4 separate regions of the Mus musculus genome follow, and all the other regions are linked to region 1. A link is a loop called in an ENCODE intact Hi-C map of the cell type or tissue named here. Cell type or tissue: heart. All regions are shown on one strand. Region 1 overlaps Sh3pxd2a (SH3 and PX domains 2A). Region 2 holds the start of Sfr1 (SWI5 dependent recombination repair 1). Region 3 overlaps Slk (STE20-like kinase). Region 4 overlaps Slk (STE20-like kinase).

Region 1 (8,000 bases):
GCAGAAGTGTTCGGCCACAAAATATAGCAATGGGGTTCAACTGTGAAGTCCCCACAGAGCATGTCAAAGAGGCCCCTCCTCCAGCACCCCTCCATTTCCATCCATACTACGTTCTCTGCCATCTACCCACCAACACCTATCCATCTTCTGCCCTTCACCTGTCACATATCCCTCATCCACTCTTCACCCATATCTTAACAGAGACTCATTCCCGTCCCTGAAGCAGGCGCACAGCAGAAGACACACTGTCCTGCCTTAAAGTGTGCACCATCTAGTTAATAAGTGAAGACAAACATCCAAGGAAAGAAAACAGAACTCAACTCGTGATTGAGTACCATAAAGCGCTAGCAAGAGTCTACTGTATAGGAATCCCCAGGGCAGGGAGGTCTGAGTGGCCTGGGGTAGTCAGGGAGGGCTGCTTGGAAGAGGGAGGTACTGGGGCCGAAAGCCTGAAAGGGAAAAAATGTTTAGGAAGTTAAAGCAGGGACAGGAGGAGGGAAGCAGGGATGCATGACCGCAGGGGCAGGGGAAGGGGCAGGGGGAGAGGCAGGAAGGGGCAGGAAGGGGCAGGAAGGGATATAAACAGTGTGCCTGGGTCTCAACTCAGTCTGGTTTCTCTGTTTAGGTGACAGAGTATGGAGGTAGAGGGTGCTACTAACCAACTGCCCCAGGCATATCTACAGATGTTCTGGTCTATGTGGTACGCAGGGCAGACATAGAGGCCCACCACCACGTGAGTGCCCATGAAGACTCCTAACCTCCCAGCCCTGACCTGATCCAGCGCCTCAGCCTCCGTGCGAAAGGTGGGAGGTAGGCAGTCCCCAAACGTCTCCCAGGTACGTAGGCCACCTGGGCAGCCCTGTCAGGGCCAGGACCCTGGAGGTCACACAGGCATCTCTCAGGGGGACTTAGACCTTACATCACAAAGACACAAGCACGAAGCATGCAGGCCCCATGCTAACTACTTTACTGTGTCTTCAGGACGCGTTTTAGTCTCACTTTATTGCTGCAGCTCAGAGAGGCCAGGACATTCTCTTGGTGTCCCACGGCTAGTAACAAGGAAGCAAGATGCAAACTTAAGAGCCATCTATGCTTATGACCATATGATGCACACCTACAAACCGTCTCTCTGGCGTGTCACACCTTCAAGGCTCAGCCTGACACAGGCTTCTCTTCCAGAAAACCCTCTTAAGCTTCCGACCTCCAGGGACAGAGGGACAGAGTGTGCTCCAAGTCTGCCGCCAACACCTAGAGGCACATTAACTGGAGCTGCCCAGGAGATTTCTCTAGAAAGTTGGTAGTGGTCTTTATTGACACTATCCAAAACAGTGGCCAAGCACCTATGACGGCCACTAAGTACCCCCACATGTGACTGCTACTTCAAAAACCTGTGACAGAGCTGGGTGTGTCATGACATGCATTCCTAACATGGCCTTGGGAAGCAGAGACAGGAGGATTACTGCAAACTGAAGGCCAGCCTAGGTTACAAAATTAAGACAGTCTCACAACAACAACAAAAACCAGTTAAACACACACACACACACACACACACACACACACACACAAATCATGATACAGTGAGTCCTTCCATGCTTCAATTCACAGTAACAAAACAAACAAAACAAAACCAAGGAAAAAAGCCTAGAGAATTTGAATTTTACTTTTTTAAGACTCTACCTTAAAGGAGGGACCACAACGGCTAGTGATTTCTTTACTGACCTCAGATATCCCCTACAGCGCTTATGAAGTAGTTTCCTCCTAGATTAAACTATTCCTTTTTTTTTTTGTTTGTTTGTTTGTTTGTTTTTTGAGACAGGGTTTCTCTGTGTAGCCCTGGCTGTCCTAGCACTCACTTTGTAGACCAGGCTGTCCTCGAACAATTCCGTTCTGCAGAAAGGCTCCTTAAGATTGAAAGTCAGCAACTCAAATAGCTTCAGGAAGTTCCTGAAACTGACCAGACTCACTAGGCCCCTCCCCCATCCCTAAGAGTAAACAGTAAAGAGAGAGCCATTCTCCCACAAGCAGAATTGTAAACAAGAAGCAGAGATTGGGCATGTAGCCTGGAAAGAAGCAGAGGCCAGGAGAGTTGTCTGGAAGAGGCTTTAGCCAAGTGGGCCACCTGGAAAGGACATTCTCCAACCTGTTAAACTGTCTGCAGGGTGTGTGCTGTGCATCAGATTCCTAGCTTTGTGAGCTGTCACCCAGGCCGGGGTGGGCTTTCGTGATTCATCTGCCTGTGAGTCATTCCTGCTCCTGTAAATAATCCCGCACCCATATTTCTGAGCGTAATAAAGTACGGAGCTACCTGCTAGGCTCGCCTCAACACAGTCTTCCTCCCCCTCCCTTTGCACTGCTGGCCACTCTGCACTGGCCCCATGGTTATTGTGGTGGAGGCTTTTTAGGGGAGCCAAGATCCATAGGCAAACTGATAGCATCGTCTGAGACAGGGGACTAAAGGTGGGCACTGAGGGGGAGATGAGGTTGGGCTGTGGACAGGACGGACCTGGGAGGGATGTAGCTAGGCTGAGATGATAGAGCATCTCTGCACAGATGGGAAGAGAGTCGGACTCTGTGGGTAAAGCACTCTGCCGAGGTCAGAGGGCTGCTAGGTTGCAGAGTTGGGGGTCCCAAGACCCCTGTGATATGGCTGCCCCTTTGCTTTCAGATTTCCCAGGAATCCCCTCTGCTGTGAGGCTGCCAGGCCTCCTTGGGGGCTCCTGGATCCCAGGGAAAGGGAACGAATGAATGCCAAGTCTAGATGTCTTCAGTGTGTCAGGCCAAGAGGCGGACTTAATGAGGCCGCTCCACAAAGGGGCAGGCGGCTGCCACATTCCACACAGTGGGCTCAACAGGCAGGCCAGCGGCTCCCAGCCAAGGGCCTTTGTGGCTGGGGAAACTCAGCAAAGAGCCTCCCCACGCCAGCTTGGGGGCTTCCCAATGTCCTACCGACTGTGTGTGTGTTACATTTCTGAGCGTGTCCAAGTGTAACTCTGATGGACCCCAAAGGCCAGTCCAGCACTGGGGTGTCAAGACTTAGTTTTCAGGCCTAGCTTTGCCTTCTTTATGCCTCAGTTTCCAGGATTAGACTGGGTTTTATCAGCTCTAGGTCTCCCACAGACTTGCTTCCCTCGGGTTCTGGAGCCCAGATAGGGGCAGGAATGGTGGCAGTTGCTATTGAACCACCCTTCCCACCCCCATTAAACACTGCCTTCTCAATGGTGGGGAGACGGGAAGAATCCCTCATTGCTGTCCCGATTACCGATCCCAACAGTGACAGGAGCCCTACATTGGTCAAGTGTTCCCGCCATGTAGCTTCGAAACCACGTCTCTGACAGCGCTTGGCTCACCGTGACATGCCTGTGGTAGATATGCCTAACCCCATTCCCTAGAGACTCCCCAGGAGGCTGCTCCCCACCACAGCCTCTCCTGTATATGGGCCCCATGGGTTCTCCAAGGCCCATGGCAGGAGCCCTCCTGGACTGGATAGCTGTTAGATTGCTTCCTATTCAGCCACTGTACCTGAGACACCAGCAGTGCAGCCCCCCTGAGCATCCCTGCCTCTTCCAGGCAGCACAGACCTTGTGCCCCGAGGCAGTGCCAGTCCAGTCTCCACTAGGTAGGGTCAATGTTCACAGTAGCACCAACTAGATGCTCCACTCAGTACTGTATCTGCAGAGAACCTACTGGGTCTCAGGTTCAAAAGAGCTCACTCCTTATCTCTGGGGCTGTGAGACGGAAAGAAGATGTCAAGGTGGCTGTGAAAGAGATGGGGAGGGAGGGTAAATCAGACGATGAGGCACTGAAGGGAGAGAAGAGAAGGAAGACAGGGCCCTGGGGTTAGAGCTGGGGAGGTTGGCTTCCCAGGAATAGGACATGAGAGAAGCCCAGTGAGTCACCCTTAGCACAGTGTACATCACCCATGTCTAACTCACTCAGGCCTTTGGGACTCCCCACAATTGCTGTGTGCCAGTGGGCTGTATGTGGGCTGACAGGGGTGCTGGGCATCCCTGGAGTCAGGCACGCCTATAGCTTGAGCTGCTGGCTCCTGCAGAGCTGTTACTACTAACACTGGCTGCCTCCCTCCCTCTCTCCCTGCCCGGTGTCATCTCCCAAATGAACTGCAAGAACTGGGTATGACGGATGGTAAGCCAAGGTAAATATTGCTCTTGGGGTGATCTGGTCTCGGTGGTATGCCTGATAAGGCCCTCTCAGTCACTAAATCTGGGCCCAATGGTACACAGACATCCATGCAAGCAAACCAGCCGTAATGCAGTGGTGATACACTTTCCAGGAAGAGTGGTAAACATATTCTGAAATTGGTAGTGATAGCCACACAGTGGGGACTGGGCTGCTAGTTGTCACATCAGTGGTACACTTGAGACCATTTGAAAGGCTGGATGTAGCTGGCGGGGGGGGGGGGGGGGGGGGGAGCGTCTGAGCCTCAGCACTGAGTTAGACTCTCAGGCTCACAGCCTGTCAGTGGCAGTTCTAGGCTGGGTGGGACACAAAGTCAGCTGTATGCACTCTTGATCACCCCCACCTCCACCTCTACCTCTGCCCCAGTGACAAGTAAGCTGGCTACCTGCTAGAGAGCCAGAGGGATTGATTATAGTTAGTGGGAGGAAGCCTAGATTTTTCTGGGTGCTTCTTGGAACAGGCTTCCTGTGCCCACCAGATGGCGCCCATCCTTAGAGTTTTATCCAGGAGCTCTGGAGGCCAGAGGAAAGTCTCCAGGACCACCCCTGGTGTCTCTATAGACATACACCTTGGGGTGGGGGTGGGGAGGGGGTGGAGATACAGCCATTTGCCTCAACTGAAGTAGGGATTACCAGCTTCCTGGGAGAATAACAATAGACAGACAGTACCAATGCAGGTGGCTGTAATACTCAGTCTTACCACCAGGTGGCGAAAGATACACACAGATCTGGAATGAGGCACTGGTTCTAAGGATCTCAAAGTTAGACTGGCGCTCAAACTCCAACCTTAAGCGCCTTACAGACCACTATAGCAAAGGATCCTAGGGATTTCAGAAAGCTTGCTCCTCACTTTGAGGTAGTGTTTGTTTGTTTCTCTGCTTGCTTGCTTGTGTTTTCTGCTCTTATAGCCATTATACCTAAGTTGTTACACACTTGGACCACAGCAATAGGCACCTAGTTCTGACAGGACCACAAGATATCAGAGCCAGGAGGAACTCAGAGACACCCAGATTCTGTCCCCATATCTGATGCCAGTGTCGATGGAGCTAGTAATGGCCTTGTACCCACCTCCTCTCAGAACACTTCCTAAGGCTCCTTCAGAGACAGCCTCTTTCCTGAGGTTGGCTGCAGACTCCCTCCGGGTAGGTGTCCCCACCTGCTCTCTGACTTGAGTAGCTGACCATCCCTTGGTCTCAGGTAGAAGGCCTTTATGCTCTTTATGCGAGCCTCCGAGCACCTGACCAGGCTGGCCCGGTGCTGTGGGAAGCCCTGAGCCTACACAATCTCTTCTCCTGCCCCACTGGATCAGCAGCTGCCATTGTTAGAAGAGCCCTGGGCCTTAAACAATTAAGCACCAAGTAGGTGGAGGTGGAGCTGGGTTCAGCACCTGTGATGCTATCTGCTGCCTCCCACAGGGTGAGCACTCCCTTGCAGTGCCTTCCTCCCTCAGACTGAGTTTCCTTGCCAGGGATGAGGCTGTACCTCGGACATTGGCCCCTGGGCCTCACAAAGTATATAGTCAGCTGATGAACAGCCTTCTCCCTGGTGCCATCAGAAGGCCTGCGTCAGAGTGGAGAAGGCCCAGTTTTAAGTTCAGCTCTGATTTGCACTGTCCCTGAGAGGTCACCAACTGGGGGGTTATACTCAAGAGTAGACAGCTATGGTCAGAATGAGCCTTTGGGCTTTGAGGAGAAAGGGGCCACCCGTCCTGGGGGAGGCAGAACACCTGCCTGCTGGATAGACCTGCGTGGGTGGGTAGATGGGGCTTACCTGTCCTGATGGAGATGCCCCAGGGTACCTGGGCCTCAGCCATGAGACAGGAAGTATGTGGAAATGAGAGACACCCACACCCCAACTCCTCCCAAGGCTGGGGATCAGGGGAGAACAGAAAGCACAATGTGAGAAAAATACCAGGACCCCAGGTCACCCTGTAGAGGCACCCCTATATTTTCCCTACGCTCTTGTTTAAGGGAGCCAGAAACCCTGTGTCAGCCCTGACGACAGCCTTTCGGCCTGCACCAAGCCCTCACTGACCTTTGCTGGAGTGACGGTCAGGCCAGACAAGGGCTTTTGAATCCTCGTCCCTCCTGTTGGTCTATCCAGCATGGTAGCGGGGACACAGAGGCTCTGTTCCTCGGTGCGGACACATTTCCCGTGGGCACCTTTGCACCCAGGTAGAAGGGACTGTGGTGGAGGTGGGCAGAATGCACTTACAGAGTCCTGTGCCCTTCCTCATCCAATCTCTCTCTGACCCACAGCCACTGGGCCGGGCTGGGTAAGACCGATTCTATGAAGAGATTCTCTGTGCATTAGCCAGTGGCCGCGGATGGGTTGCTGGGAGCACAGGGTGGCCCATGTCCCTGGCCAGACGAATGATGACAGATGAATAGAGTTGCCTAGCTGAGGGTCTCACCAGGACGCAGCCCAGCATAAGGTGGGGCTGGCTCTCAACCCCAGTGCCTCAGCCGGAGACCAGCTGGCTGCCTAAGCACCTAGGGGAAGAACCTGGAGGGAGGGCTCTGTGAGACGCCTCCAAACATAACCTACAGCTAGAGCCAGGTCCGTTCTCATTACCAGTTTCCCATCTGTACGGGATCGGGAGAGGAACCTTTGAACCTGGGTACAAAATAAGAATCAGGGGTTTGAAGAGAAGTGGTCCACTGAAGGTCACAGCAGCGCTGTGTGTTCTGACTGGACCACTAAGATTAACTCAGTGCAAGATTCAAACCTAGTTGTAGCCTTGAGTTGGCCTGTGTAGTTCCTAGCATATAGTAGGTGCTCAGTAAATACCTAGGCGTAAAGGAAGACTGCAGGAGGGACTCTCCCTGGACCTCTCTCCCACCTTCCATTTCCGTCCCAGGGAGAGGTGAGAAGAGCGGGGGAAGCAGCCAAGGCGTGCTCCACACGGCGTCTGTTGCTCTAACCAGCCCACGGATGGCTGAGCGACTTACACAGGTTGTAAAGCCACTGCCACCAAGGCTCTGCTCCCAGCCACAATGCATCCTGAATTCTGACTAAAATGTCACAGGTAAAGCTGGTGCCCTGCCTTGCAAGCAGGCCAGTTGAGTTTGAGAACGTGGGGACCCCAAAAACAGTCACCTCAAACTCTCAGAAACCTGGCCGCATTGCCAAGGTGCCCTTACACTGTCCCCCTGCTGGGTCTGAGGCAGGCTGATAGTTCCCTCTGTCCTAGACCACCTAGGACATGGGGAAATGAGGTGATCGGTCCATCTCCTCCTGGGACTTCCTAGTTTTACCAGCTGGTCCTGGATCAACCACCGCTGCCCGGCAGGAAGTGGGAGGAGCCTGGGCCTCAGGAAGTGGGAGGAGCCTGGACCCCGCTACAGCGAGTCTCTGCATCTAACCTCACCCTTCCCCACCTTGCCTGCTCTGTTCCTTCTTCCCCGGGAAAGCCTTATTCCTGTTTCCCAGGTATGCCATCTTACCCCTGAGACGGCCTGTCCCTGTGTGCCTGCTCCTGTGGCGCAAGAGCAGAGCTACCATAGGGATGCCAGGGTACGTGCCCAGGGTGCTGAGGTTGGTAGTGGAGCCAGGGCTTTCCCGGTTTGGCAGAGGGACTTTCCAGCAACACTTTGGCCCCCGAGACAGAAAGAAGCTGGCCTTCGAGGCAGACTGGGGCAAGATGGTTCTGATCTGCACAGACCCTACCACCACCCACTTGGAGTCTCTCTGAACATTGGGACATTGTTCTGGGCCTCAACAGAGGGCTCAGTGGCCCCGAGGCTGAAGAACAAAAACTAGTTTAGCAGGACTCTGCCTGTCGCCATGAAATTTCAAGAATTT
Region 2 (8,000 bases), 370 kb after region 1:
GCTACAACTGCATTAGACACTCAACAGAGAAGATTGACTGGTTAGAACTGACCATGGTATTTGGGGCAACCTGAATATGTGTTCCCAGGAAACTGCCACTCATATCTGGGTCCAAAACAAATTACTTCTTATTCCTTGTGACATGAGAACTATGTTTTCGTGTCAACAATATTTATGTATCATCAAAAAATTAGTGAAGTCATATCAATTCTGAGCCACCAGGACCATCATTAAGCTTGTGTTTTAGTTAGTGATAGCACCAGCAATGTAATGGGGCCAGAAAGCGAGTTAACAACATCACTGACAAGTTGTAGGGCCTGGACATAGAGCAGGAAAGAGCAGTGGGTAGACTCTAGGAAGCAGAAAGATGAATGAAGAGGTGAGTCTGCCCAAGCTCCAGCTGCAAACCCTTGAGCACCAGGACTGGTCTTATAATCATCTTTAACCACACTGAAGCTTGAGAAAGAGCAGCTCCTGTGATAATTTCACAGTCTTGGAGTCTGTTTGATGTGTAAACATGCCAGTTCTGTCTTCTCCCCCTGCCTCTCGTTACTGTTTCAGTCCTGAGGTAGACATTTATTGGGGACTTTCTTAGTTGGAAGGGGAAACAGGAAATGGGAGGTAAGAGACCACTCTTTCACATTTTAGATCTCGCTGCTGCTTGGGTTCCACTCTCTCACACCTTGGCAAGCTTTGAGGATAGAGAATGCTGGGTCAAATATGTGAATTTAGGTTAACCAGATGGTTTTTTTCCCCCCCTCAGATGACATTTCTGAATGAATAAAAAAAATCTGAGAAAGAAGTGGCCGTGAGCAACACCTTTATTCTCTCCTCTCATAGCCTCACACTCCTGCCACCAACCACCCCTTTCTCATCCCACACAGCCCCCCCTCCTTCATCACCCCAATCACTCCATTTTTCTCTGAGGGAGCAGCATACCCAGCAACAGCAGTGAGTCCCAGACTTCTGTGTCTCTCGTCTGTAATGGACTTGACAAAACTCCAGATCTGGTAGGACGCAAACGCAGCAAACGCAGGAACTTCATGTGAAGGGATCTCGTTAGGTTTTTGTTTGTTAATCTGCACCTAAGTTAGCAGAAGCTTTCCCAGGTGTCTGGTGCTGGAAAGGTTTTGTCCCACTGATGGTTTCGGCCCTCATCATGGTATCTCCTCACTCTAGGTACCCATCCTATTTAGTGAGGCAAACATCTTATGGATACCTAAAATAACGCAGGGTCTTTCGTCTTGTGGTTTAAAATACAATTCTTTTATGGTTGATATAGCTGAATATATATACATACACACACACACACACACACATATATATATATTTATGGAGAGAGCACAGAGGTCACCTGTGGTATTTGATAATCTCTAAAAGTAGATTAATCATGGGCCTGGAGAGATGGCTCAGCGGTTAAAAGCACTGGCTGCTCTTCCGAAGGTTCTGAGTTCAATTCCCAGCAGCCCCATGGTGGCTCACAACCATCTGTAATGGGATCTGATGCCCTCTTCTGGTGTGTCTGAAGACAGCTACAGTCTACTCATACACATAAAATAAATAAATCTTTTTGAAGAAGTAAGTTAATCACACATTCTTGAATTCCCCATGAGAATTCATTAGGCAACAGAGAGAGAACAAGAAACACAGAGTCAATTATTCTCGAAAGGAAACTAGGAACTGACCAAGCAATAGAACACCTTTGTACCATGCAGAGGTCTGTAAGATGCCACTGGCAAGAGAAACCTAGACAAGAGCTTTTGAAGGTGTTTTTCCATTTGCATACAGTAAGAAAATGTCCGGGTAAATAGTTAGGAACACCTACTGAATTCTTTTTGTGCTGTAAATCAACTTTATCATGTGGGTTTTATTTAATTCTTCACCTAAATGGTTTATACTCATAAGTTTACAATCTTAAGGGGAAAAAAAATCCTTTGGATACTAGCTATGTCTTCATGAGACAAAGTTTCTGTCAATATAGAAAAGTCTATGAAATAAATTATCCTAAGTTCATGCTAGGATATAAAAACTGCGAAAGCTGCAAGGTTAGAAGAAAAAGAAATCGACTGAACATTTCAACTGTGCTTAAAATACCTTTATGGTTGCACAGGGAAAAAGAGAGAGGCAGGGAGCGTGGGGGAGGGAGAGGGAGAAAGACTATATAATATTGTTTTCTTACACTTAAAAGTGAATAATAAACCAAACCTTCATAAAGATTCCTAGGTCCGTGTCATCACCCATCAACAGTTTGAATGGAAGACACATTTTACCACTCCCTGGTGAATAATAATGGAGTCAACGGTAGCCTTGGGAATCGAAGAAACTGAAAAACACAGAGAAAGTCTGACTTCGGATGAAATTAATTACTATTATCCCTGAATCCTAGGACAAGTCTCCCATTGTTCTCTGTGGTAGGGTAAGGAGTCTTTGTTCCCTGGCTCACAAGGAAGCACTTTTAACTACTTGAAAATTTCATACGAAAATAAAAATGTCCTCTGTGACAAATACCAAACTCTTTGTAGGCAAATAGATTTCAGGTCACTAAAGACATGAAAATATTTCTCTAAAGACACATGGAAACTATAATGGTTACTTTTAGTCCCCGTCGCCCACCCTAAAGCTAACGGTCGAACCCAGGGCCTCATGAATGGCAGGTAAGCATCCTATCACAGAGCTGTGTCTCCATTTGTGTAGGGGCAATTTATACATATTCCAGATCTTTTGCATTAAATTGAGTATGGGAAGTAAAATACAAACATATGGGAAGACCATTGACACAGCACACAGAAGAGAGAATGGCCAACAGACACACATTTCCGAGCTAACAGGTTTTCCTGAGAGCTAGTTCAGAGGTCCTTGGAAAGCTTGGCCAGTCTTATTTTAATACATCAGTTTCATATAAAAACAAGTCAGAACATTTGCAAGGCAAGATGTTGTTTTCCTTTATGTAGTCAGTAAAAGCATAGCTCTAAGATTAGGCTGTAATAACAAAAGAATTTGGGAGCAGCTGATTTTAGACTTATAAAAACAACTCACCCTTACGCCTCAAGGCATCCTGAATATGAAGTGTGCTTTGTGCTTCAAGTGTCAGGGCAGGTAAGTCTGCCCTTTTTTGTAATGAGAGAACTCATAGGAAGGAAAAAATGAGAAGAAATGATTTCACAGACTGATCTGTGAGTTGGTGAGTAACACTTGTACCATAAAAATCATGCATTCTACTGCCTTCCCCTTAATCTCAGCACTCGGGAGACAGAGGCAGGAGGATTTCTGTGAATTCCAGACCAGTCTGGGCTACAAAGCAAGGTCCAGAACAACCAGGGGAGTTACAGAGGAACCCTGTCTTAAAAAACCATCAAACAAAACAACCTCCTGTCCCCAAGTAATGAATTCTGTTCTTGCTGTTTCTTAAACATTTAGGAGTGGAACATTAATTTATTAATGGTCACATGTGAAGGCTTGACGTTTTCTGGTATTTATGGCTTAAGTTGTGTGGACTTTTAGCTATCATAGCACTCTTTTAAAAATCCGTGCTTTTGGGAAAGGTAAGGGATAAAAGCTTGTGAGACATTGCTTTAAGTCAATTAGGGAATGACGAATATGCTTGACTAAATGTTCCTTTGGTGTTTTGCATGATTCTAGCTGCCTCTCATACATTATCATTGAATTTCCCTGTCTCTAGGAGGTGAATATTGTTCTCATTTACCAAGCCATCGAACTGAGGTCCACGGCCACACTACACTCCATTGCACAAAACAAAAACAAACCAAAGAAGAAACCGTGGTGCCAGGACTCTAATCTAGGCAATTGCAACATCTGCAGATCTAATCACCTCATTAAGTTCCTTTAGGTTCTGTATTTATTAACTGACCGCCTAGGAGTCTAATCAGTTCTTTCGGGTTACTTTAAAGCCACTATTAGCAGATATTCGGAAAGAGAGCTGTCCCTTATTACAAACTTCCCAGTGACTCACAAGTTAGCTCAACTTCTCTACACCCACGGCTCCACCCAAGCTAGTTCATTTTGCTGTTGCATAGCAACAGAACATCCTGAACACTAGAAGGCCGTGCAGCCTCCCAGAGTCTAGCAAGGGGCCTCCTGGGGGCCCCCAGAGCCTAGCAAGGGGGCATCCCGGGAGTCGAGCCAGGGTCTAGCAAGGGGCCTCCCGGGGGCCCCCCAGAGTCTAGCAAGGGGCACCCCCAGGAGTCGAGCCAGGGTCTAGCAAGGGGCCTCGGGGGGGGGGGGGCAGGATCAAGCAAGGGGTTTAGTTCTCAAATATCTGAATTCTAGTCCGAACCTGTCGGATCGACCGCGCCCCGCTTCCTGTTCTGCGCCATAATACACTTCCTTAGGTTATTTTTTTCTCAGATTTGACCAAAACATGTGAAGCCAAGCAGAGGTGGGCACAGACCAAAATAAGGGGGCGAGTCCGCAAGGCAGGCTGGGGATGCCCTCTACTGTTTATGCAGAGACACCCACATAGACTCCGAGCCAGCAGGGAGCCGAGCGGGCCCCGCGGTTTCCGGCCCTGCCACGTCTGAGGAAAAGCCTTTGCGGTGGGGAAAGCCGAGCCTGCCAGGGGGCGAGCGCTGCCAGAGGGCGGTGCTCTCGGGCGCGCCACCCTGACGATACCCACCCCGCCCCCAACCCCACCAGGGAAGCTGCTCGGGAAGGCAGCTGGCACCGCAACTCCCAAAGGCAGTGGCGAGCGGAAGCGCGCCCCCCTCAGGCCCCTCCAAGGGCCTAACATCGTTTTTTCCATGGACGCCACCCCACGGCTGGCGGCCGCGCGCGCGTAGCCGAGCCCTGGAGCGCGCCGGCCAGCCCTGCCAATCACGAGCCGCGCCCGCCTCCCGCCAGGCCCCGCTCCGCCCCGTGGCCCAGGCCCGCGGCCCGCCGCGCACGCGCAGTCGGAGCTGTACGGAGCACATCCGCCTGCTCCGGCCAAGCTAGCCAATCGTACGTCTCTTCTCCGGTGAGGCTCCGCCCCCGGGGCGAGGTCAGTGGGCTGCGGGCGCTCCGCTGGCTGTGTGTACGGTGTGTCGCCGCTGTGAGCATGGCTGAGGAAGGTACTGAGCTTTCTCCCTGGGGTTGGCCTGAGCGGCAGGCCTGCGGGTGTCTGGGTATCTGACGGAGAAGCTCTCTCCGGCGTCGCGGGAGCTCGGCCTCCTGCTCTGTGGGATAGAGGGCTTTCTGTGGCGAGGGAGGCGGAGGAGTGGAGGAGGAGGGCTACGGGGTTGCTGAAGAGAAGGGAGCTGGGGGGAGCGCGCTTTCTGTGGTGGGGGGACGGGGTGGGGAAAGGGGGAGCTGAGTGGGGTGCGGGGACGGGGGGAGGGCTTTCTGTGGTGAGGAGGGAGGGGAAAGGGGGAGGGAGAGTGGGCGGGGCTTTGTGGAGAAGATGGACGGGGCTGGGGAGGAGGGCGGAGTCTTTGACCATAGTAAACCCAAAGGGGCAGATGCTGCTTTCTGACACCTCGGGACTCGTTCTTGGTTCTAGGCGCAAAGCTTTTAAGAGTCAAGATTCAGGCTGTATTGCTTTTATTTACGAAATTATAACAAAAATTAAAGTTCTTGACTAGTTATAGTTCCCCTTCCTGAAACGCAAATTTTTGGGGGTGTTTTGAAGGGAAAAAAAGAAAGACAGTGAGATACTAGCTGGTTTATTTGTCGTGAAAGAAACAGGACTTGGTTACTTCCCCATGTGGAGAGGTAAATGGAAAATATGAGAAGAATTAGAATAAATTATAGCTACATGTAATTGGAAGAAATGGCTGACTATTTTTGGTGTTTAGTTCACTGAAGAAAATTTTGTTCAGAAAAATTGAGGTCTGTTTTGAGATAATTTGATTATCATTCGCGTCTTTTCTTTTTGATAAGGAAATCAGGAGTTCACTTCCAAGATGGAAAACTCATCAGATTCAGCATCGACTTCACCTGATGCTCCTCAGCCCAGTGAGAATCCACCATCACCACCGACTTCACCTGCCGCTCCTCAGACCAGTGAGAATCCACCATCACCACCGACTTCACCTGCCGTTCCTCAGACCAGGGAGAATCCACCATCACCACCGACTTCACCTGCCGCTCCTCAGCCCAGGGAGAATCCACCATCACCACCGACTTCACCTGCCGCTCCTCAGCCCAGGGAGAATCCACCATCACCCCCGACTTCACCTGCCGCTCCTCAGCCCAGGGAGAATCCACCATCACCCCATTCGAATAGTTCAGGAAAACAAGTATGGATATCTGTGTTGTCCTCTATCCCCCACCCCCATCTGTTCTGTTCCAGAGTATTCTGATAGTGCCAGTTTTAAGGCTACTGGAGTGTGAATTAATATGTAGCTCATACCTTTCTAACTGCCAAGATTTTCTTCTTGAATCGGTTCATTTTGTTTAATTTCTTATGAGGTTACTGCGATGCTCCAAACCAAGGAAACTTGAATCTGTACAGTATTTCTTAGGGGGAAGTCTTTGGTAGCAGGTCTTCTCCTTAGTTTATAGTTCTGAAGCATTTCTAGTATTATCAGGCAAATACTAGCTGCCAGTGGCAGGCGAAGTGTCTCAGTCCTATTTTAGTTAACCTTGCTAAAGTAAGACTATAGGTAGCCTCTGGATATTAGAGACATTGGTGATGCTCGCATGAGATTTGTGGAAACAGAAAGCCATCCATTGTACCTATCGTAGAAGCATATAGCCTTTATTTTTAATAGATTGACTTACTACAAGAATGTATCCTTAACATTTTTGATGTTTGTGTCTTTTTCAGCCTCTGAGTGGAACACCTAAAGAAAGGTTAAAGAAAGCAAGATCTTCATCTCATTCATTTTGTAGTGTGGTGAAGCGTATGAAGGTAGAGAATGACGAAAATAATGAGACCCTTTCAGAACCAGGAGAATCTTCAAAGGAAGAAAATTGTTCAAAGGCCCAAGAAAGCTTGAAAAACAAAGACAGTGAGCCTGGAGAAAAGAGCTCAGAGGAGAAAAACACGTGTGAATCTAAGTCGTCGGATACTGGGTCATCTAATGCCCTCCCAAAGGAGTCTGAGAATGCGATCATTAGAGAAAAATTAAAACAAGAAAAAATAAGATTGATTAGGCAGGTTGAAGAGAAGGAAGACCTTCTTCGGAGGTTAAAGTTAGTCAAGATGTATAGAATAAAGGTGAGAAGAATCTTAGAACCGTTACATCATTTTTACATAAACTGCGGTAGTTTCTAAATTGGAGATACATTTTAGTTTGATAAACAATCAGCCAGATAACCAGAAACCCGGGTTACAAGAGCTTTGACTGAAATAGAAGTAGTTGGTTCAGAGTGAGGCTGAGGAACCCCTTCAACACGAGGTAAAACTTAAAAGCTTAGGGTTTTGTTTAATGCACAGGTGGAGCGTTTTGGCCTTAATTTCTAGCCAGTAGCAAGATGAGAAGTGAGAGGTGTTCCATGAAGATGCAGGGGGACAGAGCACGATGGTGTTAGAACTAAAAGTGGACCACAGAATGCAAGGTGCTGTACTTTCAGTAACGATCCTGCATAAATGTCAGGCATTTTATTTGGGAAAACAGATTTTAGGTTTCAGCTTACACACGTTGAGTAAAATAGAACATGGATGTCTAGAAGGAGACATTTATTATCTTTGTAGTTCTTACCCAGGTAACACCTCATTTTATCCCAAAACTGGAGTAAGTGACAGAATAGCATGTCTTATATGTGATTTTGAATTTTTAGGACTTTTCTAAATGTAACTGAATAAAATGTTGAAAATACTTTAAACTTGAATATTTTTACCTTTAAGAAGTTTGCGGTACATGGAGACATTAGAAAGGCACAACACAACGTCGTATCTTAAAAAGTATAGTTATATAAAAGGTGTACTGAGAGCCTCAGCTTGTTCTTACATCTAACATGTGAATTTAATAACACTTTTCTAAGGTTAAGGTTTGTCCAGAGCTTGTACTGCCCTTTATACCTGTTACTGGCCTTTAAAGTTAGACAGGAACTAGTTAATT
Region 3 (8,000 bases), 290 kb after region 1:
GACTCTGCTATAGAATTGGGATAATTTTCTTTTGGTAAACCAACTCTTACTTTTAAAAAGCCATGAGTTAGAGAATACGTTATTGATTCAGTACATAGATATATTTTTATCACTAAACAGGATCAAAATCTTTTAAAAGAGAAAAGTTATTTCAATAATTTGTCGCAAACATTAGCCTGTGTGGGTAGGAGCTAATTATTAAGGTGCTAATTTTATTAAGATAGTGCCTAAAACACTAAATTTTAAACATATGTAAAATGGGGCTTTCCTTTTGGTCATGAGGAACAAAGTCCCCTTCTCACTGACATCACTGTTTTAAAAACTTGCTTATATTACCATTCCGTAGAAAATTACATCCTAAAACAGATGGTGTACAAAGCCTGGGAAGATGGGAGAACTGGCTTTAACATGTGAGTTGGTGAGCCCCTTTACTCTCTGAGAGATGCCCACAGCTCAGGGAGTTCTGCCATCACCGAGAGCTCAGCCCTGAGCTGCAGTCACGGCTACAGTTCTGAAGCTAGTCTCAGCAGTGTTTGTCCACAATGGATTTTCTTTCATATCAGACACACACCCAAGGTGACACTGGGTTGTTTCCAATGAGGTTATTCAAGTGCATTTTGGTTTTATTTTATTCCATGTTTAAATTAATTACTTTGGGTAGGAAAAGCCTGAAGTCTCTATCATGTGGTTACTGGTACATGTGATTTTGATGAAATGTTCACTCTTAGTTCCTTTTGAAGTTCAGAATCTCAGCCACATGTCAGGTCAACAGTGTTAGAAACAGCACATTTGTAAATGATGCTCACTGCCTGCCATTGGCAACCTGTTCTCTTCTAAGAGTGCTGGGTACCAAATTGTTACCAGTATTTAGTTATATTTTGAGGTTGGTGAAAAGTAGTGTAATGTGGGAGCAGGAGTTCATGTAAGAACCGTAGATGTCTGTAGAGCTTTCTGGCCGTTTGTTTGAAACTTTGGATGCTGAGCTCTATCTGGTTAGATGGTTTAAAAATGCATGTGTAATTTTAATTTTATAATTATTTTGGCAAGCATAATTTTTCTGGACAACCTTGTAGGTAGCCTTAACTTTTAGCCAACTTTGTTTTTTATATAAATATATATAAATATATACATATATAATGTATGGTTGTAAATTCATACACTTATCACATGAATGTGTTACTATATACAGAATTCATAATGCTTTATTTTCAGATGCTGGGTTGAAAACTGTTTGAAAGCCTTTAAATATATATCTTTATAAAGTAATATTCAGGATGATGATGAAATTGTTTATATTGTTATGATAAAAGATGGTATTATGTTACCTAGTGTATTTAATGACTTATTTGAAGAGGGAGAGGGGAGGAAGGCTCTCATACCACTTTCTCCTTTGAGTTTTTACAAATTAATTCTTCAGTCAGTGGATTTTCTTTTCAGTTTCATTCAGGTAATTTAGACATGATCTGCCCTTCCAGTTCCTTGACATTTAGAGCATTGTGTCTGGGAGGGAGGAAAAGGGTGTCTCCCTGAAGCCTGCCCTCTAGATTTCCTGCTCCTGCTTGGAGTTTTCTTCCGAGCATGGCTGCCTTCCTGTGTGTGCAGGGACTGTTACTGGAGCACACCCATCTCAGCACTTCAGGTTATGATAGGAAGTGTTTTGTAACAGAACGTGCTGTTTCTAAACAAACCTGCCTACTCCTCAGGCCTTAAACCAAGTAGATAATAGTGACTGTTCTTTCCTGCATGAAGTATAGGTGGGGAGGGGCTGAGGGGCAAAGGCATCCATTCATACAGTCAGTCCATTCCTGATTAGGTCACTCAGTTGCTGTGGCAGAATGTGCCATGCAGCGCATAAAGGAGTTTGTCAGCAGTCACCTCCCCATTCCCTGCATGCTGTGGATGCGCCACACCTCCTCCTCGCCTCTGCAGGTCCAGCTCCTAGAGCCCTAGTAACAGGGCTTCCCCCCTAACCCTGTTGAGGCTCAGGCTGTGGGTCGCTGAATTAGCTGTTTTAGGTGGAGTCATAGTAAGCTCTTTCTTACCTTTCCTGTGTGTGAGGAGGACATTTGGAGTGTTTTTAGGATGCTGAGAATCTTGGAAGCATCTCACCTGACAGGACATGGCAAGTTGTACCTAAGCAGGGGGCAGAACCAGAGCTACCTCTCCAGTGTTTTCTCAGGCACGTGAGGCCCATGGGGGCTCTCTGATCTCTCGAGCATCAGCAAGTCTCAGAAGTGATTGTCTTTTGTACTCTTCCAGGTCCCTCCTACCCTCATACTTTCCCCCATTCTACACTGTGCTTATTAAATGACAAAGACTCTTCTAAGAAGCCAAATTCGGCCATATTAATAGCTAGAAACATTGCAGAATGAAACATCTAGAACTGCAGTGGAAGACGAGAGCATCAGCTCTCCGAGAGCCTTCTGGTCCTCTCTGCGTGGTGATTGTGTAGGATGCGGGGTGGTGATTTTCATGTTTCTCTTCAGTCAGAGGCAACAGTTGATGTCTCTGCCGAACTGTTCTTCGGCTGACATGGTTTTAATAACGCTTTAAAATTTCTGCTACAGAGCTTGGAGTAGAGTCTTACCAGTTTCAAATGTTGGCTGCAGCTTAAAAATGTGATTCTTTTCAGTGTAATAAGTTCACAAGCTAAGTTTTCAAAGAGAATTTTGCTTCACATTATGCTTCTTGTCTATTTGGGATCAGAAATATGCCTTTTCAATCATGGGATTGTCAAACAATAAAGCTATTTCTTAATCTATTTTGGGGAATTTTCTTTTTAATTTAAAATCTTAAAAATGAGGTTGTCCTGCCTGAGACACTTTGCAGCTTTTGGTTCTAGTTATATTTTAAACTTTTCACCTTCCCAGTCTTCTGACCTTCTATGTTTATCATTGATCCTAGCTATCTACGTGTCTGTCTGTCTGTCTGTTTGTCTGTCTGTCTCTGTCTCTCCCTCTCCCTCCCCTTCCCCCTCCCCCCTCCCTCTCATTACTGACAAATGTAACTTTTACCTTGCAGGTAAGTACCTTCCAATATGTACCTTCCTCCTTTGGGAGATGTTTAAAGTGTCTATGTGGCCATGTGTGTGTGTGTGCTTTTATTTCCTTCTTTTCTCCCTGGGATAGATTATTTGTTTCAAATTGATGAAAAATCATATGATAAAACCCCCTCCACTCAGTAGACGCTGGCGGCTGCCTTGCTTGGCCTGGGTGCAGCTTGGTCGAAGGGAGCTACTGATGTCATTTTCTAATCTCAGAGCATTGTGTGCTGTTGAGCTCATCCTGATCCCTTTTCGCTCTCGAGTGAAACAAAGAAGCTCACATCCACTGCTCTCCAGCTGAAGACATGGCTCATGGCTGGTATCTTTTGTGTGTGTGTGTGTGTGTGTGTGTGTGTGTGTGTGTGTGTTTTCTGGAGGAGGTAGCACACTTAGACTTTCCTCCCATTTCTTCTGGGTGTACGATTCTATGAAGATTTTTAGATGATGACTTTGTAAAGTCTAGTAACGAGGGAACATTTCCTAGGCCTGATTAATCATTAATGATAATCAAGACATCTTCATCTCTATACTTGGCTTCCAGTCATACATTAATTGCAAAGAAGCTTCTAATTTGTTGTCTATGTGTTTAGCTTTCAAGGAACTTAGAGAAAACAAAAGTGCTTTGTCTGGTGTGTCCAGATTGAAGTGGTAGCTTTTAAAACTCTGCCTTTAGAGATCTCAGTGATCCATTGCTGGAAGCCAGGTCTAAACTACCACCAATCACCTCTTCCATTTGTGACAAACAGTGTTGCAATCAGACCTATGTAACCCGGATCCTTTTTTTAAACTAACTTTCTCACATGATTAAACATACATTAAAAAAGAAAAAAAAACTTTAATTGAAAATTTTACAGTTGAAATGATTTTTCATCTTACAGGTTACATACAAATGTTTTTAGACAGTGGAAAGTGCTTAAATAAAAACCAACTGTGCCCAGTCTTTTATGCCATTTCCTAAGTGCAGGATGGTGTGTGGAAGCCATGCTTCCTCAGCATCAGGAGTTCTGTGTCCTCTCTTTTCTCCCTTCCTTGCCCACTGCCCCTCTTGTCCTGTCTGGGTCTAGTGTGGTGTCATAGTTGTACTTCTGGCCTGTACCTGTGGACACAGGCCATAGCTACGACCAGTCAAGCTTTGTAAGCCAGTGGGAAGGTGATTGGCATCTGCACCATGGTAACTGAAGGTAACCATGTCACCTCCTCTGAGGAAGTGAACTTTGAGTGTTTTCAGTTGCAAGAGTCACCTCTGTGACTGGAGAATGCAGAGTGAAGAGAGGAGGAGGAGCTGACAGCAGCCTTCGTAACATAACCCATCACACGTCATCTACAAAGGTCCCCATTCCCATTTTCCATTTTCTGGGCTCACTTTTTAGGCAAAGCTCCAAGATCCCCAGCCAACAGTTATGTAACTGGCTTCCGAGGCCTGGCAGAGGCTGGGCTAAATGCTAAAGAAGCCGGGGAGCTCAGATCTATGTAGCAGAGAGGTCAAGTCTCATATTAAACATTGCAGCTATTCCGAAAGGCCCACCCAACCAATGGAGCTGTTTCAGATTGTGTGTCTTTGAATTTTCTGTATGTATATATTTGGTTCAGACTAAAACAAGTGTCGCTGGGTGATTTGGTCTCAGGAGGACGGGGACCCTTGGACATAGGCGCCCAAGAACCGGTCCCAGATACTTGGTGGCTCTGCCAAGTGCAGCTTACGGCTTGATGGCAATACTTCTCTTCCTTCTCCCAGTATAGACTTGGTCACCTGAAAGTCCAAAGATGAGCAGGGGTTAAATGCCTTGTGGCCTATGACCTTAGGGAGGACCAGCGATACCAACAGTGATTGCTATAAGGTAGCCTGGAAGATTAATCCTTTGTAAAGCTATTTTTTCCCTTCCAAGTCATCTCCCTACTTTGTTACCAGGTTCTTCCTCACTCTGCGGCAGCTCTGGTCTTCCCTTTCCCCAGCTGTGCGACACCATTTTCTGCATTGGTTTTTGCTTGATTTTTCTCAGGCTAGCCCAGAACCAAATGCCCTCTTCTCTGCTGGATCCCAGAACCCCAGCAGTCACACACCACTGCTTACCTTTGTCTCCTTTCTCTCCTTTGTTCCCTCTGGGGCCGGGTGGCCCTGGAGGACCTCGTGGTCCAGCAGGGCCCCTGTCACCTAGAAGGACAGAGAGGGCATTGACACCAGAGTATGAGTACAGAGCCGAAGGCGTGGCACAGTATGGCACTAAGGCATAAACAGCTGACCCTGGGGTCCCTGCTGTCACTTACCTTTGGGGCCTGGGGTTCCCACATCTCCCTTCTGCCCAGGTGGTCCCGGGATAGTGCCGTAGGCTGCAAGGAAGGAAAGAGTCTAGCCTTAGACCAGAGCTTGCCTGAGGCTTGGGAGGTCAAGCATTTACTCAAAGCAACACAGAGAGTGGTGGCATCAGGACTTATACAAGGAACCAGAAGTAGGCTTGAGTTTTGGCATCTCAGCTACGGGGAGAAGATCATTACGTTGGTGTTTGTATGCCAGGCCCCACGAAAGACTAAGCAGCAGGCCAGTGCTGGGCAAGCCATGGAGCTGTGCTTACTTTGGAAGAAGTCCATGAGGTCTTGTGTCACGTTGCTGTAGGCTGAGAAGACCCTGCTGATGCCAGGAGGGCCTTGGGGCCCAGGTGGGCCCTGGACAGTGTAGGCCATCCCTTGTAGCAGACCCTGACCTGCAGAATACCAGGGTGCTGGTGTAGGAAGCAGCATACCACTTCGCTGCTGAAGGGCAGTGTCCTCGGACTGCCTCACTCAGAGCAGCTAAACTAGATGAAACCAGCCTGAGGGAAAAGCCCTGCAGCTTCCTTTGCTGTCCAGCAGACTGGGCTGACCTGTTGTGACAGTCCTCGGGTAGCTAAAGTGAGAAAGGGCCTCCTGGCTAACAACTGCCACGAAGCCCTGTCAGAAAGCCGCTCCCGTCAGACTTGTTCCGAGCAAAGTACCAAGCCCTTTGCTGTGTGCCCTGCTCTGCACTGCTCAGTGTCAGCACTGGGGTCCCTTGCACTGAGAGAGTGGGGTCTTCTCTTTTTCAATCCCCACCCATCTGATTCCAGAGCTGCTATCTACACAGTCCAAGTACATAAAAAAACGAGGGCCAGTTTTAGGCCTGCAAAGCCTAAATGCTGAGGTCCACACATGCTCCTTCCCCCTCTGAGGGCCACAGGTTCCAACTTACGCTGCATGCTCTCCGACACCCGCACTGCCAGCTTGTTGTAATCTAGGTCTCCAGTGAAGCCATCCCGGAACGAGTCACCATTGGTGCCATATATACCACCACCTGCAGCTGCCCCATAGCCTCCGCCTGGGCCGATGTCGGTACCATAGGGGCCCCCATCTCCTGCACCATAGGCTCCACCTTCACCCAGGGAGCCTCCGTTGGTTCCCCCTGTGCCCGTGGAAGAGCTGTAGGAAGTGCCCCTTCTGGCTGAGGAGTTGCTGCTCCAGTTGTAGTTCTCCCTTAAGTGACCATCTCCAGGTGGTCCCTGTGGCCCCGGAGGGCCTGGAGGGCCAACGATGAAGCTGCGAACATCAGGACCTGTAGGGGAGGAAGATGCATTACCGGCAGACTGTGGTGGACAAAAGAGTTGGGAGCTAGGGGGGTCTCTGGAGTTTTAACACCCCTTAGAGTGACCTTTGAGGCCCTTGTACATGTACAGGATGCTGGTGAGCAGAGAGTGGTTTATCTAGACTGCTGACCATCCTGTGGCTCCTGCAGAAGAGTTGTGAAGGTCTAGGGGGAGGGCACAGGAGACCAACATCAAGGTACCTACTTGTGAGGTAGCTAATCAGCTCGCTGCGGAAGTTGTCGCTGTTCTCAGCTGCATAGGTGGACAGAGCTGCTGAGACACCTGGGGGCCCTCGAGGACCTGGGGGCCCTGGTGGGCCTGGAGGGCCTGGGATGGAGGACAAACCAGCGGCTGTGTGAGAGGGGAGGGAAAGAGGAAGGTCAGGATCCTGGACAGAAAAGGCTAGATTCTCAGCCTGGCCTTGACCTACTGCGGGCCCCCTCACCCCCCATGGATTGGGTGCAAGAGATGGGTATGTGTGTGTGTGTGTGTGTGGAGTAGAGGAGAGTGGGCAAGGCCTAGGTTGTCCCTTTCAGGCGATATCTAGGAATGGCCGCTTTCAAGGGACCCTTCTCCCCTTCACCCCATACATATCCTATGTCCTTCTAGACCTTCATCACCAGGCATTAGAATGTAATACAAGGTATTACATTATGTCCTTGTTAAGTGACTGATCACATGGCTCATGAGCTCTGCAAAGGCTACAGTTTGGAGCTTAGTTTCTTCCCATTTCTTCCCCTACCAAGGCTCATGGCTCCTCACAGCCGTGTGACCCTGTCCAGGGCCCCAGGGCCCTCCTGGTGCATGCTCCACTGGGGAACAGCACATTGAATCAGTTCTCCATGGCAGCCCTAGAGAGGGCTGGGGATGCCCTCAAAGTCAGGCTGCAGTCCTCAGCCTGTCTCTTATGCTCTCTAGTGTCCTACTGTGCAAGTATGATGAGAGGTCCTCCACACTGATGCTGGACCATGCATTGCCTGGCATCCCGGGTGGCCCTGGGGGCCCTGGAGGTCCAATGATGTTTCTGTAGTCAGACCCTGGGACATCAGTGGGCAGTAAGTTGTCAGTCACAGCCTGAGCCAAGGTTTCAGTTTCCATCCCAAACCATTTGATGGATGTTCCTGCTTGGCCTTACCTCGGAGCATGGTCAGTAGCTCCTCGTAGGATGTTCCTGGCAGGCCAGGGGGTCCCGGTGGGCCAGGATGCCCAAAGCTGATCCCAGAACCTGGGGAACAAGGTCCCAAGTAGTTGGAGACTCAAGTGGGATTGGGGAGGACGGATACAAATGGAAAAAAGTGGGGTCTGAGGAAGGGAAAGAACGGTGGTAGGGAGGAAGATAGAAAGGAGCGTGGTGCAGACACAGT
Region 4 (8,000 bases), 270 kb after region 1:
ATGGGGGACAGAACACTGCTCATTTATTTGTTCCTTTGTTCTGTCTTCCAAACAATGATAGGCTGGCAGTTAGTGAAGTCAGATATTACCTTCATTTTGCTGCCAAGAAAACGGGAATAAAAGAGGTTTCAGTGCCTGTCTCACTTAACTTTGAACTAAGTCTTCAAATACAGACCAAGCTGTATTGCATTCTGCCATCCCCTCTTAGTAATGCAATATTTAGGGCCTTCTTCAGAAATACGTTTTCAAGAGAACTTAACCTCTGGTATTTATTAGTAGCAGTCAGAATTATCATGTACAATTTACTCGACATTTGAATTTTTCTCCATTAGGTTTATTGATTTTTTTTAAAGACATTTTTGCCAAGCAAAAACTGAATAGCTTGATATTCAAAATAGCATCTCTTATTATACCTTTGGGAAAAAATTATGCAATTATAAAATGGTTTGACTTTCCTGAGCTACTTCCATGTTGTGTAGCTGATTATTATCAGCTAGTAAAGAGGTTTTCCATGTATTGTCCATTTGTTCCTAGATTAAAATAAAATACAGGCAAGCAATTTTCAGAAACAATTTTATGATTTGTTTTACATCTTCAGTGCAGGTGAAGGATTTCCATTTTGGGGATATAAATACCCCAGGGGAAAATGACTATGGTCAGTTCTATTAGGGTTGGAAGACAATAACCAAGCTAGGAAATGCATTTTTACTTCTGTTACATGTCCCAGTTACTAAGATTTTAGCCTCTGACTTTAGCATTTGATTAAGAAGAAAACTGGACAGCGTGTTATTAACTCTTAAGGATATAGTGAGGTGGAACTGAGCATTAACAGCAAAGCAAGGACTTGATGCTTTCCTTAGGTCAAATGTTGGTTGCATGCAGCTTTATTTGTGGTAGTTAGCATTTCTAAAAGGTTGGTTTTATTGTTGTAATGTTTTATACAGAGTTGCTTCATATACAATGATAAAAATCTTTGTTAATTGAAAAAAAATCCTGGGTTATTTGTTGAGAGGCTAATCTTTGTATCACATTAAAGGATTTAATTCTAGATGAATACGTCTGTAGTTACTGTTATTATTTTGATTTTTGGATGTTCACTAGTTATGAGATGGTGTTGTGTTTATACTGAATAATCTTATTGTGTATTTTTACCTTATTGCTAAACTTCTTGCAATTTGGGAGTCTTTTGCTTTGATTGGTGATTTGGTTTCATGAAGAATTACTGTTGGGAACTTTATGGATACTGTTAAATCAAAATCAGTCTCTTTCTTTGCCAGTGGCATGTGGTGATTTGGAATCTGGGCTCTTTTGGTGCTTTGACTTGTAAACACATGCTTGTTTTTCAGAGCTGGACTATAGAGCTTTTGGTGGGTGAAATTCACATTTAGGCTTTTGAAAAAAAGAAGGAATTAAAAAAATGCTTCATTTTAAAATATATTTGGTTTAGTGTAACAAATCATAGCTTACTAAACTTTAAGATTCCTTGTTACTGCTTTTAAAGCTGACCAGCTTGGCTTCAGTTTTCACCAAAGAGAATGTTATCTAATCCTACAAAAAGTAGTCAGCTATATGCATTGTGTCATACCATGTATGAAATGGTATATTTTATGGAAAAATCTTAATGTCCATTGATTTGAAGTCCCACTTGCTTCTTCCCTTCCCTTTCCTACCCTGTTGTCATGAAGTGGATCATTTAGAACTCTACCTTTGGTATTGTCAAGTCAGTGGTAAAGTTTGCACTTTATAAATGACATTAGCTTTCCATGTGCTTAGTCCTAAACATCTGGATAGGTACGTCTGTAATTTCTGAGTCTATCGCTGTCCTCTCAGCCATAGTGCTGTGAGCGCTGCTTCTCTGGTGAATACACGAGGGCACAGTCAAGCAAGTGTGCTGTCCTGCCTCTTTCTGCACCGAGATTAAGCATGCTCTGTAGTTTTGCTCTTTCCCACCAACTAATGCTTCTGCTGATGCATGGTGAAAGGAATCTTTTTAACAGCTTTAGTCTTGATCTGTAGCTTTCTGCTCACACGCACACGCTTTCTGTGGAGGAAGTGTCATTCCCCACCGCCCGCGTGCTTGTGTACTGTAGGTTATGAATGAAGTGGAGAAAGCCCCCAGAGAGCTGAGGAGGGAGCTCACGAAGCGCAGGAAAGAGGAGCTTGCGCAGAGCCAGCACGCTCAGGTAACAGCAGCAGCTGCAGGCCACTCAACCAGAGAGCAGCCTTTCTCCTTCCTGCCTTAGCAAACCATGGGTGAAAGAGGAGATTTTAGCTGTAATCACCATTTAGTGTTGAGCTTTCCCCCGTCTGTTGATACCCAGCATCTTTTTTTTTTTTTCTTAAGTATGTTGAATTTATACTTGGTGACCTTTAAATTGCTAATATGAATAACTGAAATGTTTAGAAAGTTGATTACATAAAAGAAATGAATGCCTTAGGGTAATGCCTACTGTTTGCTGATTTTATCATGATGGAAGCGCTTGGGTCTAAGTAGTGGTTGCAGTGCTTGCTAGAAGACCTTTAGGAGAGAAGTGGAGGGTAATATATAACCCTGTGCTTAGAAAAAGAATGACTGGGAAGGCGAGATGGCTCAGCGGTCAGGCAAGAGCACTGACCGGTTTTCTGAAGGTCCTGAGTTCAATTCCCAGCAACCACATAGTGGCTCACAACCACCCGTAATGAGATCTGACGCCCTCTTCTGACGACTTCTGAAGTCAGCTACATCGTACTTATGAATAATAATAAATCTTTGGGCCGGAGCAGAGTTGACCAGAGCAAGCAGGGCCTACCAGAGCGAGCAGAGGTCCTAAAATTCAATTCCCAACAACCACATGAAGGCTCACAATCATCTGTATAGCTGCAGTGTACTTACAAACATAAAATAAATAAATCTTTTTTAAAATAAAAAGAAAAGAAAAAGAATGACTATTTGAAAACCATTTAGAATAAAAATGGTAAATTTTATTATTAAATGGTAGATCAAACATTGTTGCTTTTTAAAAGATCAACAACATAATCAACTTTAAAAACATTTTTAGTATATTTATTTTTGGTTTAGAATCTAACAGTTACGTAAACAGCATATTTTTTCTTTTTACAAGATGGATGAATTAACCAAATAAATGTTTTAACAAAATTTCCATGTTACCTCAATATATTATTGTCTTAATGTGGTTTTATGTGATAACAAATGATTTTTAAATTTTTGGACTTTGTAGGATCCTAGAAAGAAATACATAAGTATCAAAAATCCATTAGGAACCATGTCATAGACTGGTACTAAAGTGTGAGTGACGTGTGTGTGTGTGTGTGTGTGTGTGTGTGTGTGTGTGTGTGTATGCACGTGCATTTGCAGTAAAGATATTTTAAAACTACTGTTTGCCTATTGTCATTTCAGAGCTGATAATATTTTAATTCTGTGGGAAAAAGGGGAACTATGATTGTAGAATTTACAATTTTAATAAACTCAGGTGAATATAACTACTGTTTTTCTAGCTATAAGCCATTGAGGCACTTGTTCTTGTCCTGGAGCGGGATGACTAATTGAAGGAAATGGTGACAGACATAGGGTTTGCCATGTACCTAACACTTTTCTGATGCTGCAGTCTCACGTGAGCATCACTCTGTCTTAGAGGTGAGGAAGAAGCCCTGGGAGGTGGGATGACCCGTCACACACTGACATGTCTGGCAAGTGGTAAAACCAGGATTCCTGTGCAGACAACCTCAGCTCCAGGTTTATACAGTGGATCGCCACATAGCACACAGGCTTGCCACGTGCTTAGCCATCTGCTTTTGTGTTTATTACTGGGTGTTTTTTGTAAACAAAGTGAAAAGGAAGTCCTTGCTGGCTACACATATACTTCTGGTTAGTTTAGATTTCAAGCTAGATAAATAAGAGCAATATAGTTTTGCTTTAAAAAGGACAAAAAGATGGTTTTAGTTCTATCAATGGTAAGAGTTGAGAATTTATTGTTGAGTGAATTGAGTAATCCTATATTTTAATTTTAGCTTACCTTTTTAATGACTTCATGTAATTTAGGGAGCAGGTTTATATTTTCTCATGAAAGATAAAGTAGTTGGTATATTCTTTCTGTAAATTTAAGGGTTTAGAATGTAGCATTTCAAATGTATTTATTTCTTTGATAAATGTATTAAAACCTGGTAATTTTGCAGTCTGTTTTAGACTTTTAGAGTTGTTAAATCATGGCTGTACAGCCACAGAGCTGGTCCATATTTGACACCCAGACCCCAGGTTTTTCACTTCTCATAGGAACGTTTTCTCAAAGGTAAGGGCCGCTTCCCTGTGGACTAAAGAGAAGGATTTTTTTCTTTTCCTTGTCACACCCTTCTTCTCCCCCTTTTCTTCTCTCTTCCTCTCTCCTTCCCTCCCTTTGTTTCTTTCCTATTTCTTTAATTTGTGTTTTTTTTAAGAGGATAACATTTTTTAAGAGTTGTCATATGGAGCCTCAGCAGGTGCTGTACCCACTCAAGTGGCTTGTAAGCCTAAGAACACCACTTTAACCTGATTTATAAGCATCTATCTACCTACCTACCTACCTACCTACCATCCGTCTACATATCTATCATTTATCTATTATCTCTCCTAGCTATCGTCTATCTATTAATTATGTATCTATCTCTATCATCTATCTTTCTGTCTTTCAGTCAGTCATCTATGTGGACGAGCTTTTAAAAAGGAAATCTACTGATTTACAAATGAGTAGCACATTAGAGTTTGGAAACTACTGATGTAGTTCTCATCTTTTATCCTATAGGTGGGTAGTAGGTCCCTCTGTTAATTGATTTGGCCTAGGCCTAAAGCTCAACATTTGTACATTCTGTCCGTTTACACAAAGCCATTTAGATACCTGTATTCTCACCTGGGAGGTGCATTGTATTCTGATCCACAGGGTGTTGCTCAGGTCATGATTCAGTCTTTTCAGTTGTCATCTTGTGCAGTGTTCAACGCCCAAATGCAGGATGTAAGTCCGCGTGCTGTGGGAGGTGCCTTCTCTTTTTGTGCTTTCTTTGACTCACATGTGCCTTTCATTGTTAACTTCATTGACTGAAATGTAGACCACTAAGAGTGGATGCCAGGAATAACAGTAATGGTAGTCTGGCACAAACTCTGTGTTAACAGTGATGCTGAGAGTTCCCATCTGGTCCTCGTGTCCTTTATCCAGATGCAGAATGTGGGCACAGACTAGTGATCTGCTGCAGACAAACGGTCTGTGACAGCAGCAGCAGAGCTGGACACAGAGCGCCTGCAGTGGAGGGCTGTTTTTCTGCCTTCCCACCACAGAAATTGTCGTGGCTTTTAAGAAAAGGAAAGTGTCTTCCTGGTATAATTTTATCAACTTTGCACATGTGAGAAATTGAATGCTGTGATGAGAGTTCTATCCTTGTGTGAAGTGACACTTTGATTATGTATATAATTTAGATGTCCTAATTATGGATATGGTCAGAAAAGCCATGGTAAAAGTAGTGATTTTACTCGTGTGTAACTTGTCTCCATTCATTCAAATTCTCGATGATAATAAATATTGTAAAACTGTTATTATTACTATAGTTTGAAATTAAGTCTGAAATTCCAAACTGTATTCTTTCTCACAGTTGCCCTAGGAAAGGCTAGCTAATATAACATGTTAATTCTTGTTTGCGATGTTTGGTATGTACAACTGGAGCAGGTAGAATACAGCTTGATTTCAGCCGTTTCTGTTTTCCTCATTCTCAAATTAGATTTCAAAAAGAAATTGGCAGATACTTTTTAAAGCAAGAAATTATGATTTATAATTTCTTTTCTGATCATTACCATTTCTGAGTAAATTTGTTGAGTAAGTGATTAAATTTCATACAAATAGTTTAATTTGTCATAATCTTTTTCTGATAGTTTTTAGATGCAAAGCTGTAGTTTTAATGCTTACAATTGGTTAACTGACATAAAATTACTTATCGGAACTTGAGCTTGTACTTTTAAAGGCCATTGACTTTATAGTTTATTAGGCCATTGTTAGAAGTGACTTTGGCTTTCTAAGTTTGGGTTCTTTTGTTTTTGGTTCTTGTGGCTTCTACTGATTAAGCTCATAAAGGCGTTTTAAAGGCAGACGTTTTAGAATGGGAAATTTCTCTTAGTTCCTGTTCCTAAGAGCAATTTCTAGTTACAAATTGCCCTACAAATGTATTTTGAAGTTGATAAGTTTAATGAATGGGCAATAATACTAAATTTGAATACACTTATTTGAAGTAAAGAAGTATATTAATTTCTGTCTAAGGGTCTTTTTCAAGTAATGTTTAGCTCTTAAAAATGTAAAATATTTGCCTAGTGTCTGATCTGTATTGTCTGCTTGCTCAGTCAGCTGTGAGTCAACCTGATTGCTTGCTACCTCCGGTCAGGAAGCACGCCCACACCGCACTTTAGCCCTGTCTACCTTGACTTGGACTTGTTGGTCCTTATTTTGTCTTCTGAGGCAGCACAGCACATGACCTGTTCCGCCCCCTCTGGATGGCCATCTTAACCATTGCTCTTCATTTCGGAGTCCTTCTTAGTTTCTGAGCCCTTTGGTTCCAGCTTTGGTTTTCCTGTGGTTGGTTTTGAGCCTTCAGAAGTTTGCCACTTGGGCTGGGGAGATGGCTTACTAGTTAAGAGCACTTGCGGCTCTTTCAGAGCCTCCGGGCTCTGTTGCCGAGTCTCCAAAGGGCAGCTCACAATCCTCTGTAGCTCCAGTCCTAGAGGATCCAAAGGTCTCTCTACCTCCATGGGTATCGAGCATGCGCACTGCATGTGTGTACTCACAGGCAACACACACACACATGTAAAGTAAATAAACCTAAAAATATTCTTTTTAATGTGGCACTGTCATAAAGGACTAATGATTCAAGCTTATTGGCACTTGGGACCAATAGGTTGGTGCGCTTTGATTGATTGTACCTGGCATGTACTGAGTCAACCTGTACCTAGCACTGTACTAAGTACCTCAAGACAGTTCTTTTTGAACTGAGCTCCCACCTTGTGGAATCCAGATCTTGAGTACAGCAGCATGGCTACAAACTGCATAGAGAAGCTGACATGTACTTAGAGCGTGTCCTTTGCTCTCAGCTGACGTGCACTTGGTAGCATGGCCTGTGCTCACCTTTTTGTTTTCACATGTTTATTGCATGGGTCTATGGTTTGATATCTGACTTCTGAGTCTAAATGTAAAGTTGACATAAACACTAGTTAAGCTGTTGATGCAGATCTTTTAAACATCTATTATGCAACCCAATGATAGCATCTTAACCAATAGAAACTCCTTACTGTACCTTCAGGTCAAAGGTTTACTGAACAGGTTTGCATGTAGACATTTGCATCGAGGTTGAAAGAAACAGTATTTTAATGCAAATAATTGCTTTAGGAGAAGAGGGAGCTTGAGTCGATTTGTTGTTTGTTTTAACTGCTTAATAGGTGGCATGCAGATCTTAGAATTCTTCAATAAAACCCAGAGACTTTAATCTAGATGATTACATAAATAGACGCTTTTAGGCTGTGATAGTTACGTAGGTTGCTATGGTCGAGTAGCTAACTGTGTTTTATAGACACAGTTCACTCACCTGTCTTTCTGCTATTGTGTGTTTAGATTTATAATAAAACATACATAATGGCGGTAACATTTGCAACTCCACATGACACTCTCACAACAGCCTGAAATGACCAACTCCAGAGGCAGTGCCATCGGCCAACACTTGGAGGAGCTTTGCCAGCCTGTGTGCCTTAATGATCAGGCTGGTAGTGATCCAGTTCTTGTCCTACTCTGTCTAAGAACCAAAGAATAGTTCTGAAATAGAGTTGGGACTTGATTGTTTCCTGGATGCATGAGAATGGGATTATGGATTAAGTATTGTTTCAGTCCTAAAATGTAAACCCACAGTTTTTATTTGTGTATCATTTGCATTAAACACCATCTTCTGTTATTGCCAAAGGGGCATAGATCCAGACTTACTTTTTTTTAAAGCATAAATTCAAT

Evidence for each region. Peaks named below come from ENCODE experiments on the same cell type or tissue, not always from the same donor. Only the 100,000 strongest peaks of a DNase experiment are listed, where the experiment ranks them.
Region 2: it touches region 1 in a loop (2.1-fold over the local background); 3 of 42 quality-filtered maps call a loop at or near these places.
Region 3: a loop joins it to region 1, with 3 times the contacts of the local background. A loop is called at or near these places in 5 of 42 quality-filtered maps.
Region 4: it touches region 1 in a loop (2.5-fold over the local background); 8 of 42 quality-filtered maps call a loop at or near these places.

What each region holds. Positions count from the first base shown.
Region 1 is chr19:47,351,860-47,359,859 of GRCm38, forward strand. All of the region lies in intron 5 of Sh3pxd2a (SH3 and PX domains 2A), which reads right to left. Among named protein-coding and RNA genes, the nearest start is that of Gm29834, 69 kb to the left of the region's middle. In heart, a CTCF peak has its summit at 4,863 (motif pointing right); DNase peaks (open chromatin) are centred at 4,772 and 7,542; H3K4me3 peaks cover 753 bases; H3K27ac peaks cover 1,005 bases.
Region 2 is chr19:47,726,756-47,734,755 of GRCm38, forward strand. Sfr1 (SWI5 dependent recombination repair 1) reads left to right here and starts at 5,001. Exons shown (of 4, transcript NM_026377.2): 1 at 5,001-5,066; 2 at 5,875-6,233; 3 at 6,764-7,156. The coding sequence starts at 5,054. In heart, CTCF peaks have their summits at 4,705 and 5,651; DNase peaks (open chromatin) are centred at 4,026 and 4,866; H3K4me3 peaks cover 2,320 bases; H3K27ac peaks cover 2,636 bases.
Region 3 is chr19:47,642,486-47,650,485 of GRCm38, forward strand. Slk (STE20-like kinase) reads left to right here. Exons shown (of 18, transcript NM_001164639.1): 18 at 1-2,761. It overlaps Col17a1 (collagen, type XVII, alpha 1), which reads right to left. Exons shown (of 54, transcript NM_001290825.1): 47 at 7,772-7,861; 48 at 7,563-7,673; 49 at 6,841-6,987; 50 at 6,246-6,605; 51 at 5,614-5,742; 52 at 5,309-5,371; 53 at 5,115-5,195; 54 at 3,856-4,793. The coding sequence ends at 4,741. Among named protein-coding and RNA genes, the nearest start is that of Gm16068, 39 kb to the left of the region's middle. In heart, no CTCF peak of the experiment used is centred here; a DNase peak (open chromatin) is centred at 3,246; H3K27ac peaks cover 1,009 bases.
Region 4 is chr19:47,625,558-47,633,557 of GRCm38, forward strand. The region is part of intron 12 of Slk (STE20-like kinase); the gene reads left to right. Among named protein-coding and RNA genes, the nearest start is that of Gm16068, 22 kb to the left of the region's middle. In heart, a CTCF peak has its summit at 7,715; DNase peaks (open chromatin) are centred at 3,745 and 5,024.